Regions from separate parts of the Homo sapiens genome. Here region 2 is linked to region 1. A link is a loop called in an ENCODE intact Hi-C map of the cell type or tissue named here. Cell type or tissue: psoas muscle. All regions are shown on one strand. Links, peaks and the distances in the headings refer to the core of each region. The heading gives the core; the rest is flanking DNA. Region 1 overlaps TXNDC9 (thioredoxin domain containing 9). Region 2 overlaps LIPT1 (lipoyltransferase 1).

Region 1 (8,683 bases), core at 2,004-7,003:
GTGTGTTTAGTTGATATCCTGGAAGAGTAGGAACTCTAGAAATCTTTTCATATGAGAACAGTTAAAAGGAACTGGAAGTGTTCAGTGTGGAGAAGGGAAAACTTAGGCAATATGTGATGTTTGAAGGGCCCACGTGGGAAAGAGATTAAAACTTTAATCTTTATCCAAGCTGGAATCCACAGACCAGAATTATGGATATATTGCAGTTCAGTGTGAGATGACCTTTCTAACAATTAGTGCAGGTATAGAGACTTTTTAAGCATTTATAAAGTGGTTATCAAAAGCAGACAGGGCTCTTGAGCTTCAGAGCTGCAGTATCCTCCTTTTCTCCCCAAGACGAATTGGGTTTATCTCATAAGCATTATTTTTATTTTTATTTATTTTTGAGACAGAGTCTCACTCTGTTGCCCAGGCAGTGGCGTGATCTCAGCTCACTGCAACCTCTGCCTCCTGGGTTCAAGCAATTCTCCTGCCTCAGCCTCCCAAGTAGCTGGGATTACAGGCGCCTACCACCACAGCTAGGTAATTTCTTGTATTTTTTTTTTTTTTTTAAGTAGAGACGGGGTTTCACCATGTTGGCGAGGCTAGTCTGGAACTCCTGACCTCAGGTGATCCAGCCGCCTCAGCCTCCCAAGGTGCTGGGATTACAGGCATCAGCCACTGCACCCAGCCTCATGAGCATTATTTTTAAAAGACTTGTAGTAACTTGGATCAAATGCTTCTGGTTTTAGTAGTTTAAGAGTACATGGATAGAGTTAAGTGGATATTTACATTCTGAGTCTCTCAAGTCTAAATTTTTATTTTGAAAGTTCTGAGAAAATAGATGTTTTAAGCTACAAAGACAGGTAATTGTCTTGAACCCAGGCCATGCTGTGGAGACGTTCACTGTCCGTAGACTAGTTTTGCATTGACAGTAGAAACAGGAAAGTAAATTGCTAAAAAACATTCATTTTTCTTTGACTTCAGCCAGGCACAGTGGCTCATGCCTATAACCCCAGCACTTTTGGAGGACAAGGTGGGAGGATTGCTTGAACCGAGGAGTTTGACACCAGCCTGGGCGATATAGTAAAAACCCCGTCTCTACCAAAAAAAAAAAAAAAAAATGCCAGGCGTGGTGTGGCATGCGCCAGTGGTCCCAATTCCTTGGGAGACTGACGTAGGAGGATCTCTTGAGCCCAGGAGGTTTGAGGCTGCAGTGAGCTATGATCATGCCACCACACTCCATCCTGGGCAACTTTAGCAAGACCCATTCTCAAAAAAAAAATAAATAAATAACACTTTTGGGCCGGGCGCGGTGGCTCACACCTATAATCCCAGCACTTTGGGAAGCCGAGGCAGGCGGATCACAAGGTCAAGAGATCGAGACCATCCTGGCCAACATGGTGAAAACCCATCTCTGCTAAAAATACAAAAAGTAGCTGGACATACTGGTGCCCGCCTGTAGTCCCAGCTACTCGGGAGGCTGAAGCAGGAGAATTGCTTGAACCCAGGAGGCGGAGGTTGCAGTGAGCCAAGATCGCGCCACTGCCCTCCAGCCTGGTGACAGAGCAAGACTCCGTCTCAAAAAAAAAAAACAAAAACAAACAAAAAAAAAACTTTTTTTTTTAATTGACTTCATTACAAAATACGATGGTGATTTGGACACTTAAAATGTCAAGTGGTTCTGAAAGAGATATCTCACATGTGTAATGTTTTGCCTCTCTCCAAATTAGGAATGGCTTTCTAAAGGACATGGGGAATACAGAGAAATCCCTAGTGAAAGAGACTTTTTTCAAGAAGTCAAGGAGAGTGAAAATGTGGTTTGCCATTTCTACAGAGACTCCACATTCAGGTAACTTTGTTTCCATCTGTGACTTTTTCTAAAAAAACACAGTGAATTGTTTGGCTGGAGATATACTGGCTTACTAGAGAAATGAAGAAAACTAAAAGAAAAAACTTCCTAAGTTGTTTCATTGTACTCTCTCATATGTTATTTAGTATTAAGTTAAGCAGGCAGGGGCCCAGTGACTCAAGCCTGCAATCTCAGCACTTTGGGAGGCCAAGTGGGGGGTGGATCACTTGAGGTCAGGAGTTCAAGACCAGCCTGGCCAACATGGCGAAACCCTGCCTCTACTAAAACTACAAAATTAGCCGGGTGTGGTGGCAGGTACCTGTAGTCTCAGCTACTGGGGAGGCTGAGGTGGGAGAATTGCTTGAACCCAGGAGACAGAGGTTGCAGTGAGCGGAGATCGCGACACTGCACTTCAGCTCGAGCGATAGAGTGAGACTCCATCTCAAAAAAGAAAGAAAAAAAAAGTTAATTGTTATTTTAAAGAGTAACTTAAAGAACAGTTACATGCAAAAGTATAAATGAATATTACTGAAAGTCAATATTCCCATATAAATGGCTTATATTTTTGAATTGTATTTTCACTAGCTAACTAAAAACATCTTAGAAATGTACACTTAAAATTCTTATCACCATGACAGTAATTATTTCCCTCTAGTATTGTGATGTAGCCATGATATTGGGAACGGGCAACAGCTGTTGAGAGTCAGTGTTCCTTCAGTTCCTCCTTGAAGGAACTAGCAACTGTGGTGGGGAGATGGTGGCTTGGCCAAACCTTTCACCAGAGCAGAGTTGGGACTGCCAGTCTTGGCTAGAAGGAGAAGTGATTTTTCTTAGACCACCCTAGGTCTCCAAATTTCTCTAAGGAAGCAGATCTCTTATAAAATGTTAATACCTCCTCAGAAGAGGTCACATCGTAAACCAAAGGACCCAAGCCTTTGTGGTTTTTTGTGCACAGATTTGATTAGTTGCCAACACTTAAAAATCGAGAGATAACTCCTTTTGAAAATATCCACACTTAGAATTTTTCTTTAAAAAATCAGAAAACTTGCTAATAGCATAGCTGGAACTATGATGGCAGTCATCTGCTGACTGGCACCTGCCTACCCAGGACAGACAAGCACTGTGCTCTAGAGTCTCTGGCACTCACTGTGGTTTCAGCCCTGCTCTCTTTCTCATTTCTGTGGCCTTCTTGCCCCTTTGTCTTGATCTCACAACCCAACAGCTTCATTGTTAGTTAACACCTTTCAAGAATTGATTGCCTGGTATTCATTGACTAAGAGAATAAAAATGAAACAAAATATTGAGATGGTGAAATCCCTTGTGAGGAACAGTGAGAGAAGGGATTAGGCAGGTAGAAAGGTATCAGAGAAACCTCTGCCCTTATGGTACACAACCATCTCGCATTGGCACACATTCCTCAAGTTGCCAACCTCTGACAAATATGATGAGGTGATATATAAATATACTAGTATGTAAAATATTATTTGTCCACTTGTTTTTTTTTTGTTGTTTTTTTTTGTTTTTGAGACAGAGTCTTACACTGTCACCCAGGCTAGAGTGCAATGGCAGGATCTTGGCTCACTCCAACCTCCACCTCCCGGGTTCAAGTGATTCTCCTGCCTCAGCCTCCCGAGTAGCCAGGGCTACAGTCACCCACCACTACACCCGGCTAACTTTTGTCTTTTTAGTAGAGACAGGGTTTCTCCAGATTGGCCAGGCTGGTCTCAAACTCTTGACCTCAGGTGAACCACCCACCTTGGCCTCCCAAAGTGTTGGGATTACAAGTATGAGCCACGGCACCCGGCCTCACTTGTTTTTTTTATGTCTTTCCCAACTAGATTGTTCGTTTTGTAGAGGCAGCGCATTTGCCTGTATTGTGACCTACTGTTCTCTGGGATCATAGCCCTAAAGCAACTGCCTGACGCATAGTAGGTGGTCAATAAATACATTTGATGGTGTATAAACAGTGCATCACCAGGAGTACTCACCTTCAAACAGAACTGAAAAATCAAAATCATCCAGTGAACTTTATATATTAGCAAAGTTCCTAGCACATAGTAGGCAGGATGCTTTCATGTATATTATCCCTAGAACATTCACAATAATCTTCAGAGGCACTTATTATTATTCCTGTATTTCATGTATGGAAACCAAGATTTGGAGAAATTGACTCACCTAGTATCACTCAGATACTAAATGATAAAAAAAAGAGAGAGATTGGAACCCATGTTTTAAGCCTATTGCTATTTTTTTAATTTTTAACTTTTGTGGGTAGTAGTAGGTAAATATGGGGTACATGAGATATTTTAACACAGGCATGCAGTGTTTAATAATCACATCAGGGTAAATGGAATATCCATCACCTCAAGCTTTTATCCTTTGTGTTATAAACAATCTAATTATGCTCTTTTAGTTATTTTTAAACATACGTAAAGGCCTATAGCTATTTATACCATGACTGTTGTTTTGGATTTTTAAAAATTGATTGACGGGTTGGGCGCCATGGCTCATGCCTGTAATCCCAGTACTTTGGGAGGCTGAGGCAGGTGGATCATGAGGTCAGGAGATCAAGGCCATCCTGGCCAACATGGTGAAAACCCATCTCTACTAAAATACAAAAAGTTAGCTGGGCATGGTGGCTCGTGCCTGTAGTCCCAGTTGTGCAGGAGGCTGAGGCAGGGGAATTGCTTGAACCTGGGAGGCGGAGGTTGCATTGAGCTGAGATCGTGCCACTGCACTCCAGCCTGGCAACAGAGCAAGACACTCTGTCTTGCTCTTTAAATACAAATTAAAATTAGCCAGGCAATGGTGCGGGTGCCTGTAATCCTAGCTTCTTAGGAGGCTGAGCCAGGAGAATTGCTTGAACCCAGGAGGTGGAGGTTGCAGTGAGCAGAGGTCGTGCCACTGCACTCTAGCCTGGGCGACAGAGCGAGACTCCATCTCAAAAAAAAAATACGTTCCTTACTGCAGTTAAAGTATGGAGTTGATTTATTTACAAATTTTCAGGAACATATTTCTCATATAAAGGTTGATTTATCATTTGTTTTGAGCTTTATTTAAAAACCATTTATTAATTTGTTCTCTCTTACCATTTTTCACTGAAATCTCGTTACTGAACTACATGAGTAACATATGAAAAAACATATCCGGGGAAAAAGTGATGAGGCACCAAGGTTACACATAACTTATGTTAGAGCCAAACTTAGTTCAGGAAAAACTACATCAAGTGCACAAAAAGCTTACTGGTAAAAATAACCATGAAGTATTTTGTGTGTGAGTCATCTAGAGGTAGTTCTCAAGCTTTATTTGAGCATAAGAACAGCTGTATGTTTCCCAACTCCACTGCCAGAGAATTTTGATTCATCTGGATATTTTAAAAGTTGACGGCAGGCTGGGTGTGGTAGCTCACACCTCTAATCCCAGCACTTTGGGAGGCTGAGGCAGGTGGATTGCTTGAGGTCAGCAGTTCAAGACCAGCCTAGTCAACATGGTGAAACCCCATCGCTACTAAAAATACAAAAATTAGCCGGGCGTGGTGGCAGGTGCCTGTAATCCCAGCTACTCGGGAGGCTGAGGAAGGAGAATCGATTGAACCCAGGAGGCAGAGATTACAGTGAGCCGAGATCGCGCCACTGCACTGCAGCCTGGGTGACAGAGTGAGAGTCCAACTCAAAAAAGATGAATAAATAAAAGTTGATCATAATGAACACCTGGGGTTAAGAACCACCGGTCTAAAAGATTGTTACAATAGTCTGTTTTAGAAACACTCGTGAATTGGCCAGTTGAAAATGAATTTTTTGAGACAGAGTCTTACTCTGTCGCCTAGCCTGGAGTGCAGTGGTGTAATCTTAGCTCACTGTAACCCCCACCTCCCAGGTTCAAGTGATTCTCGTGCCTCAGCCTCCTGTGTAGCTGGGATTTCAGGTGCCCATCATGACGCCCAGCTAATTTTTGTATTTTTAGTAGAGATGGGGTTTCACCATATTGACCAGGCTGGTCTTGAACTCTTGGCCTCAAGTGATCTGCCCGCCTCAGCCTCCCAAAGTGTTGGGATTACAGGCGTGAGCCACTGCATCAGGCCAGAAAATAAATTTTAATGTAAAGAAGATGTCACTTTTTTTGTTTGTTGAGATGGAGTCTCACTATGTTGCCCAGGTTGGAGTACAACGGCACAGTTTCGGCTCACTGCAGCCTCCACCTCCCAGGTTCAAGTGATTCTCCTGCCTCAGCCTCCCAAGTAGCTGGGACTACAGGCATGCACCACCACACCCAGCTAATTTTTGTATTTTTAGTAGAGACAGGGTTTCACCGTGTTGGCTAAGCTGGTCTCAAACTACTGACTTCAAGTGATCCGCCTGCCTCAGCCTCCCAAAGTGCCAAGATTACAGATGTGAGCCACCGCACCTGGCCAAGAAAATCTCACTTCTGTTTCCGTCTTCATTGGAAGATGGCTTAATAAAAGTTACTACTGGTAGGCTGGGTGCAGTGGCTCACGCTTGTAATCCTAGCACTTCGGGAGGCCGAGGCAGGCGGATCACAAGGTCAGGAGATCAAGACCATCCTGGCTAACACAGTGAAACCCCGTCTCTACTAAAAATACAAAAAATTAGCCGGGCATGGTGGCAGGCGCCTGTAGTCCCAGCTACTTGGGAGGCTGAGGCAGGAGAATGGCATGAACCAGGGAGGCGGAGCTTGCAGTGAGCCGAGCTTGTGCCACTGCACTCCAGCCTGGGGGACAGGGCAATACGCCACCTCCAAAAAAATAAAAAATAAAAAAGTTACTACTGGTATTTTTTAATTTCCTAGAAGCATAATGGCCACATTTATTTAAATATTATTAGTAACCCTTAGCCTTAATGTGCTTCTTACTGACAGCGTTGCATATTTAGGAGTAAGAAGTTTTTCCTCGGTAATGCTGTTCAGTTTTTCTTCATGACTTCCAAATATGGCACCATGTGTGCACTTCTGATTCTTGTAAGTCTCTTCCGAGTTTTGTCAAGTTTCAGTTTGTTCCTCTTCAAGTTTCCTGTGTAGGAGATAGGACAACTTCCTTTATGACTTAAAGCATATATTTAATATTTTAAAAGAGAATATCATTAATGCAAATCTGACTTTCTAGAATCTTATAGGCTGTTTTCCCATCTCGTAATCAGGCAGCTAACCTCTGATCTGGAAGTGAGGTCATCTGACACAAGTTTAAGTTGGCTGCCATGTTATGAGAGTCAACAGAAAAACTACATAATTAGATTTCCCTTGATGATATTTATTTTGAAAAAAGCGATCTGTGGTTTTAGCTTATAATTTTCTATGTGTGGTCACTTACAGGTGTAAAATACTAGACAGACATCTGGCAATATTGTCCAAGAAACACCTCGAGACCAAATTTTTGAAGCTGAATGTGGAAAAAGCACCTTTCCTTTGTGAGAGACTGCATATCAAAGTCATTCCCACACTAGCACTGCTAAAAGATGGGAAAACACAAGATTATGTTGTTGGGTTTACTGACCTAGGAAATACAGATGACTTCACCACAGAAACTTTAGAATGGAGGCTCGGTTCTTCTGACATTCTTAATTACAGGTAACTTTTAACAAAAGAAGAGATTGATTTTAATTCATATATAGTTGATATTTTTACAAAAGATTTTTGTATTGTAACATTTATTTTATGAAATTAAGGCATTTTGGCTGAGATGTGGAAAGTTTCTCAAAGGAAAAGCATGTTTTTTTGAAGTGTGTAATATTAGCGTGATTTTACGGCAAAATCAGATTTACAGATTAAACTGATTTAATAGGTAAAACTGAGTCTCACCGTACTCCTGACTATAAAAGTTTTCAGCTTAACGTATACTATTGACACTAATTTTGTATTAATCTGGAAACTTAAAATGGCAATCCAGTGTTGACTATTCCCCAATTTAAGCCAGATTGCTCAAATGAATTCTGACTTAAGTGATTCTCTTTGATAAAATAAAAATTAAAAGCAGACTCTTGCAAAGAAAGTTATATTTTAAAATACTAGATTTTTAACATGGATATTTCTGTTTTACTTATAGAGGCTGATGAATAGAAAAAGGTTTCTATGCCTAGCTTACATTGCTTGCTATGAAGAACAGTTTTAGTTTGAAAACAATCTAAAATCCAACTTCCATTTCTTTGTCCACTTCTTCAGACAAATAATTTATCTAATTCCACAAATCAGAGCATATCATCTTGTCTTTTTTGCCTTTTCTTGATTTGCAAAAGTAACAGGTAAAATTGTGCACTTACCATTCCAGAGTCATGGTGCCTTTCAGGAAGTAGAAGGTTCTCTCACGTTTTTCTTTCTCCCCCATTTCCCTCCCGTCTTTTCTCTGACTCTCCTAGACATGCCGAAATCATTCCTATGTTGTAGAAATTGGTTTCATTTCCTTAATATTAACATAAAATATTAATATTTATTAAATAAAGTTATATATTTTGAAGTAATTTTAAGCCTTAAACAAATTGCAGCCGGGTGGGGCACTTGTGTAATCTCAGAAGATTACAGACTTTGAGAGGCTGAGGTGGGAGAATCAGTTGAGGCCAGGAGTTTGAGACCAATTTGGGCAACATATAGTGAGATGAGACCTCGTCTCTACAAAAAACTAGTAGAAACAACCCCCTGCAGACTAGTACAACGAATCCTCATTGACCCTTTGCCCATATTACCCAATTTTAAACATTTTATATTTGTTTTATCATTGTCTTTATAGATACTATGAAGTATTTTGGGAACCATTTGAGTGGAAATTGTGAATACAGTGTCCCTTTACTCCTAAAGACTTCCATATATATTTTCTAAGAACAAGAACATTTTCTTACGTAGCGACAG
Region 2 (5,000 bases), core at 1-5,000, 160 kb after region 1:
GTTCTATCCCCAGATCTAATTAGAGCACCAGAAGCCTACCAGGTACAGCTTAAATATATCAAGAAATGTGTTAAGAACTATATGAACAACTATAAGCTTTATGGAGGGACATAAAAGAAAATTAGGGTAACTAGAAAGACAAATTGTATTCCTGAATGGGAAGACTTAATGTCAGTTCTCTCTAACTTAATTTATAAATTAAATGACAAAAGAGAGTAACACCAGGAGACTTGCTTGACCAGCTATAAAGACATAGCTACAATAATTTTCTTAAAAATGTATGGGCATAGGCATGGGCAAATAAATCAGTGGGATAGAATAAAAGAGTCCAGAAACACATTTGAAAGAGAGAAATTGTGTATGAATGAGTATTTAATATGTAATAAAGGTGACATTTTAAGTTAGTGGAGAAAGAGCTCAACAAATGGTTGGAAAAAATAACATTAAGGCCTCTGTCTTACTCCGCATAAAGAAATTTTTCTGTAATGATGTTGACACCATACAAAGAAATCTAAACGTATTACAGAGCTAATTAATGAAAAATTTATATATATATATATATATATATATATATATATATATATTTAAAACCCCACTTAATGAACTGAGTATAACAGAAAGCCCCAGAACTCTTAAGAGCAAAAGACTTGGTCATGTAAATATACAAAACTTGAGTAAAAGGAAACATAAGCTAAGTTAAAAAAATGAGAGATCAAATTTATAAAATTAGAGTCAGTATTCCTAATATATAAGGATGATGGCCAGATTTTTAGCAGTGACCTTGATCTGACCTCCTTTAGCCTCCACAAGGACTTGGGCCTTAGAGCAATCTCTCCTGCTGTACTGCATCATTCCTATTAGTACACACATCTCGAGCCAGATGCCACCCTATTTTTTCATTCTTCATGAAAAATTTCTTCAAAGAGTGTTCTCTGTATGTTTTTTTTTTTTTTTTTCTTATTTCCTCACCACCTATTTGCTTTAACTCACTTCAGTCTGGCGACTGCCCCAGGTACTCCACTGAAATCGTTTTTGCTAAGGTCAACAGTGATCTCTGTACTACCATATTCAATGGGCACTTTTAAACTCTCGTACTATGTGACCTTTCAGAAGCATTTGACCCAGTTGGCTACTCCCTTCTTGAAACTCTTGACTTTCATGAAACACACTCTCTTCCTCCATTCTTCTTACATTTTAAATACCGAAGTTCTCCCAAGCTAGGTACTAGGTAGTAACCTCTTTTTTTTTTTTTTAATTCACACTCTTTCCCTAAGTGATTACATGGTTAAGTGTTCTTAGTAAAAAACAACAAAAACTGCTCCTACCTGATATAAGCAAAAAAGGGGTTTATTATAAGAATAGTAGGTAGTTGAGCTATAGACTGAGACACAGAGGTTTTGGAGTGAAAAATCACATCTAGAATCACTACCCAGAACTAATCAGATGACACCCCTGCTGACACTGATGCAAGGGCTGGATGCAGTAGCCTACACCACTGATATCACTGGCTTGGAAACTATCACGCTAGCCTCACTGCCTTCATTACCCCAGAAATTCAGGCCCCTGTCGCTACTTCCAGAGAAGGGTTCTCATCATTCCAGATGTTCTGCATCACTAGTGTCTAATTCAAAATATGGAGCAGTTGCATCTGATTGGCACAGCTTAAGTCATGTGCCCACGTCTGAGCTTCAAGGAAGGCCAGCAAAGAGTATAGTAAACTTTTGTTTCCATAGAAGGAAGTAGGCTCTACCTCCTACCAGGTGGAGAAGTCCGCAAACATATAAGGGGACCCAGATGCTGAATATTTAATAGTTTAAAATTTAAACTTTAGATGAATTATAAAAGTCTAAAATTATTCATTCTCATGACTTAAAATACTATTTATATGCGGTCAGCCCTCAAATTTATAAATTAAGCCAAGACTTCTCCTTGGAGTTATTCAACTGCCTGTATGACATCTCAGAAGCACACAAACATTTCAAATATAATACACCCCAACCTAACTTTTGATATACACTGCCCTACTCCCCATGTATACTCCCATCCATCCAATCTCATAAGAAATCTAGGAGTAAAGGCCAGGTGCAGTGGCTCACACCTGTAATCTCAGGACTCTGGGAGGCTGAGGCAGGCAGATCACCTGAGGTCAGGAGTTCAAGAACAGCCTGGCCAACATAGTGAAACCTGTCTGCACTCAAAATACAAAAATTAGCCAGGCGTGGTGGTGCAAGCCTGTAGTTCCAGCTACTTGGGAGGCTGAGACAGGAAGATCACTTGAACCCACTAGGCAGCAGTTGCAGTGAGCTGAGATCATACCTCTGTATTCCAGCCTAGGTGACAGAATGAGACTCTGTCTCAAAAAAATAAGACTATATATATATGTGTGTGTGTGTGTGTGTGTGTGTGTGTGTGTGTGTGTGTGTATGCCATTTTGACTCCTCTCTCATCCCCATATGCAAACATTCAGAAAGTTCTGGGGAAACCACTGCAAAACATACCTTGAGTCCATATGTTTCAGGGGTTACTTGGTCAAATTTCCAATTTGGAACTCGAAGCCCTTAACACCCTTTGCCTGATGATATCCTCTCTCTGGAGAAACATGGTATTACTGCACCAAAGCACATCATATCAGGATTTTTAACCTTTCTCAAAAAATAATTTTCATAGGTGGTAACAAGTGTGAAATGTTCATGAGTAATCTCTTCAAAGTTGTGTTTACTTGGTATTTAATATTGCTTTTAAATAACAAAAGGACCTGCCCATTAAACCTGCTAAACTGCCAATCATGTTTGTCCCAAGAACACCTTGAAAAATAAAATCACTCACCCTACCCCCAGTCTGAGATAATCAATTGTAGGCAAAACCCTGTGTCCATGCCTGCTCTTCCTAAAAATAAAAAAAGGATGGGGCCTGGAACTACTGAGATATATTAAAAGAAAATAACTCATAAACAGAGGGAGCTGGGCATGGTGTTGAGCATCTGTAGTTCCGGCTACTCCAGAACCTGAGGCAACAGGATCACTTGAGCCCAGTTCAAGGCTGTAGTGACCTATGAGCATGCCACTGCACTCCAGCCTGGGTGAGGGTAAGACCCTGTCTTGAAAGAAGAGAAAGGGAGTGGAGAGGGGAGGAGGGGGGCCATGGGGGCTGGAGGGACTCATTTCTGAAGGCCTCAACTCTCACCAAATTATGAATCAAGGTTTGTGACAAGGTAAGAGTAGTGAAATTCTGAGCTTGAGAAGAGTGGAAACATTCCCCTTAAGAATGAGGGGAACTCAACCAGAGATGAATTAAATCTGACACCAGCAGAAAGATACATAAGTTGAAAATTATAAATATCAAATTGGGCTAATCTTCAATGATTATATGATCTTTCCCCCCAGCATCACCTGCCAAAAAGAGTAGAAAATCAATTGTTTAGACTAAAATTAAAAAGTGGCTATGGTAGAAGGTCAAAGGAGAGAAGCAAATGAGAATACTGGTAAGAAAGTAAAGCATAAAGTAAATTTCAGGCTGGGATAGAAGGGAAATGATGCAAGGAGAGATTAGGGAAGGGTTAAGAGCTTAGAAAAGTGCAACAGCCTTGATTTTTAGTGGGAGAGTAGAAAGATAAGAAAATATAACTAAAAGGGAGAATTTTAGAGTTTGAGATATGAGGAGAGGTGGCAAGAAATCTGGGTTATATCTCCGAGAGATAAGAAAAACAGAGAACTAAGTCTGAGGTCAGAGTGTCCAATATTATATATAGCCCCAAGAGAGTAAAAGCAGCAGCAGCTGAAATATAAATACATGCCAGGTATTAAAATCAATGAACAGACAGGGCATGGTGGCTCACACCTGTAATCCCAGCACTTTGGGAGGCTGAGGTCGGCGGATCACTTGAGGCCAAGAGTTTGAGACCAGCCTGGCCAACACAGTGAAACCCTGTCTCTATTAAAAATAGAAAAAATTAGCTGGGCATGGTGACAAAACCCTGTAGTCCCACTACTCGGGAGGCTGAGGCATGAGGATCACTTGAACTCAGGAGGTAAAGGTTGCAGTGGGCCAAGATCGCACCACTGCACTCCAGCCTGGGTGAGAGTGAGTCTCTGTCTCAAAATAAATAAATGAAATAAATAAAATAAAATAAATGAAGGAAGAAAGAGAAGAAAGAGGATCCTAGAGGTCAGAAGAAATACACAGATAGGGATAGGTGATAAAGAATTTCAGATGGGGAGAAGTTACTGAAAGAGACTAGGTTGTTGTGTTTTGTTTTTTTTTTTTGACGTTACTAAAAGAGACTAGGTTTTTTTTTGACATACAATGTGCAAGTATGAGACATTTTATTTTCTAATTGAAACTGTATTAAGACATTTACTTGGAATCACATTATTCCCTTAATTTTTTCACAGAGAATATTCCATTTACTGTTTAGTTTGTGGTCTTGTGGACATGTTCTAAGTAATATATTTGTTAGCATGGTAGTTTCAGTTGGGCAAAACTTACTGCCAATAAGACTTGAATTTAATTTGTCACGTATTTCCAATGGCAACCAATGATCAGGTGCTTCAATATTACAAATTTCAATTCTTCCATTCTTTATGTCTATGAATACTTTAATTTCCAAGTGTGACTGTTCATATAACACATGAAAGGAAGTATTTATACTAAACTTTGGAGTTTTGCCATATATCCACTCCCAAGTTTGCAGTTCTTTGGCTTTGCTATTTATTCCAGGAAACAGTGTCTCATCCGTTGGGTTTATTAGGTGAATGTGATTATCAATTTGATGATAAGCAGCATACTCTGTAGCAACAGCATTCATTAGTACTTCACAGGTCAGAGTGGGATCCTTTTCCAAAAGATTTTTCACTAAGGAAGGTATGCTAGCAGTGGCATTGCTCCTGATCCCTTGGTAAGGGCTCTTTAGCAAAGAAGACAAGAACGTCCCATCAGTACTACATAATAAAGTGCAATGGTGATAGGCAGTAGTCCGGCCGATCTTAGAAGCTGTTCCTGAG

What was found. Hi-C counts contacts between places; a loop is a spot of excess contacts. Peaks named below come from ENCODE experiments on the same cell type or tissue, not always from the same donor. Only the 100,000 strongest peaks of a DNase experiment are listed, where the experiment ranks them.
Region 2: it touches region 1 in a loop (2.8-fold over the local background); 28 of 110 quality-filtered maps call a loop at or near these places.

Annotation. Positions count from the first base shown.
Region 1 is chr2:99,320,683-99,329,365 of GRCh38, reverse strand. TXNDC9 (thioredoxin domain containing 9) reads left to right here. Exons shown (of 5, transcript NM_005783.4): 3 at 1,713-1,831; 4 at 7,157-7,411. LOC107985923 (a long non-coding RNA gene) reads right to left here. Exons shown (of 2, transcript XR_007087152.1): 2 at 7,583-8,240. Among named protein-coding and RNA genes, the nearest start is that of TXNDC9, 11 kb to the left of the region's middle. In psoas muscle, for the core only: no CTCF peak of the experiment used is centred there; no DNase peak of the experiment used is centred there; H3K27ac peaks cover 1,407 bases.
Region 2 is chr2:99,162,443-99,167,442 of GRCh38, reverse strand. LIPT1 (lipoyltransferase 1) reads right to left here. Exons shown (of 2, transcript NM_145199.3): 2 at 4,306-5,000. The coding sequence ends at 4,364. It also overlaps a transcript of MITD1 not described here. Among named protein-coding and RNA genes, the nearest start is that of LIPT1, 10 kb to the right of the region's middle. In psoas muscle, for the core only: no CTCF peak of the experiment used is centred there; no DNase peak of the experiment used is centred there.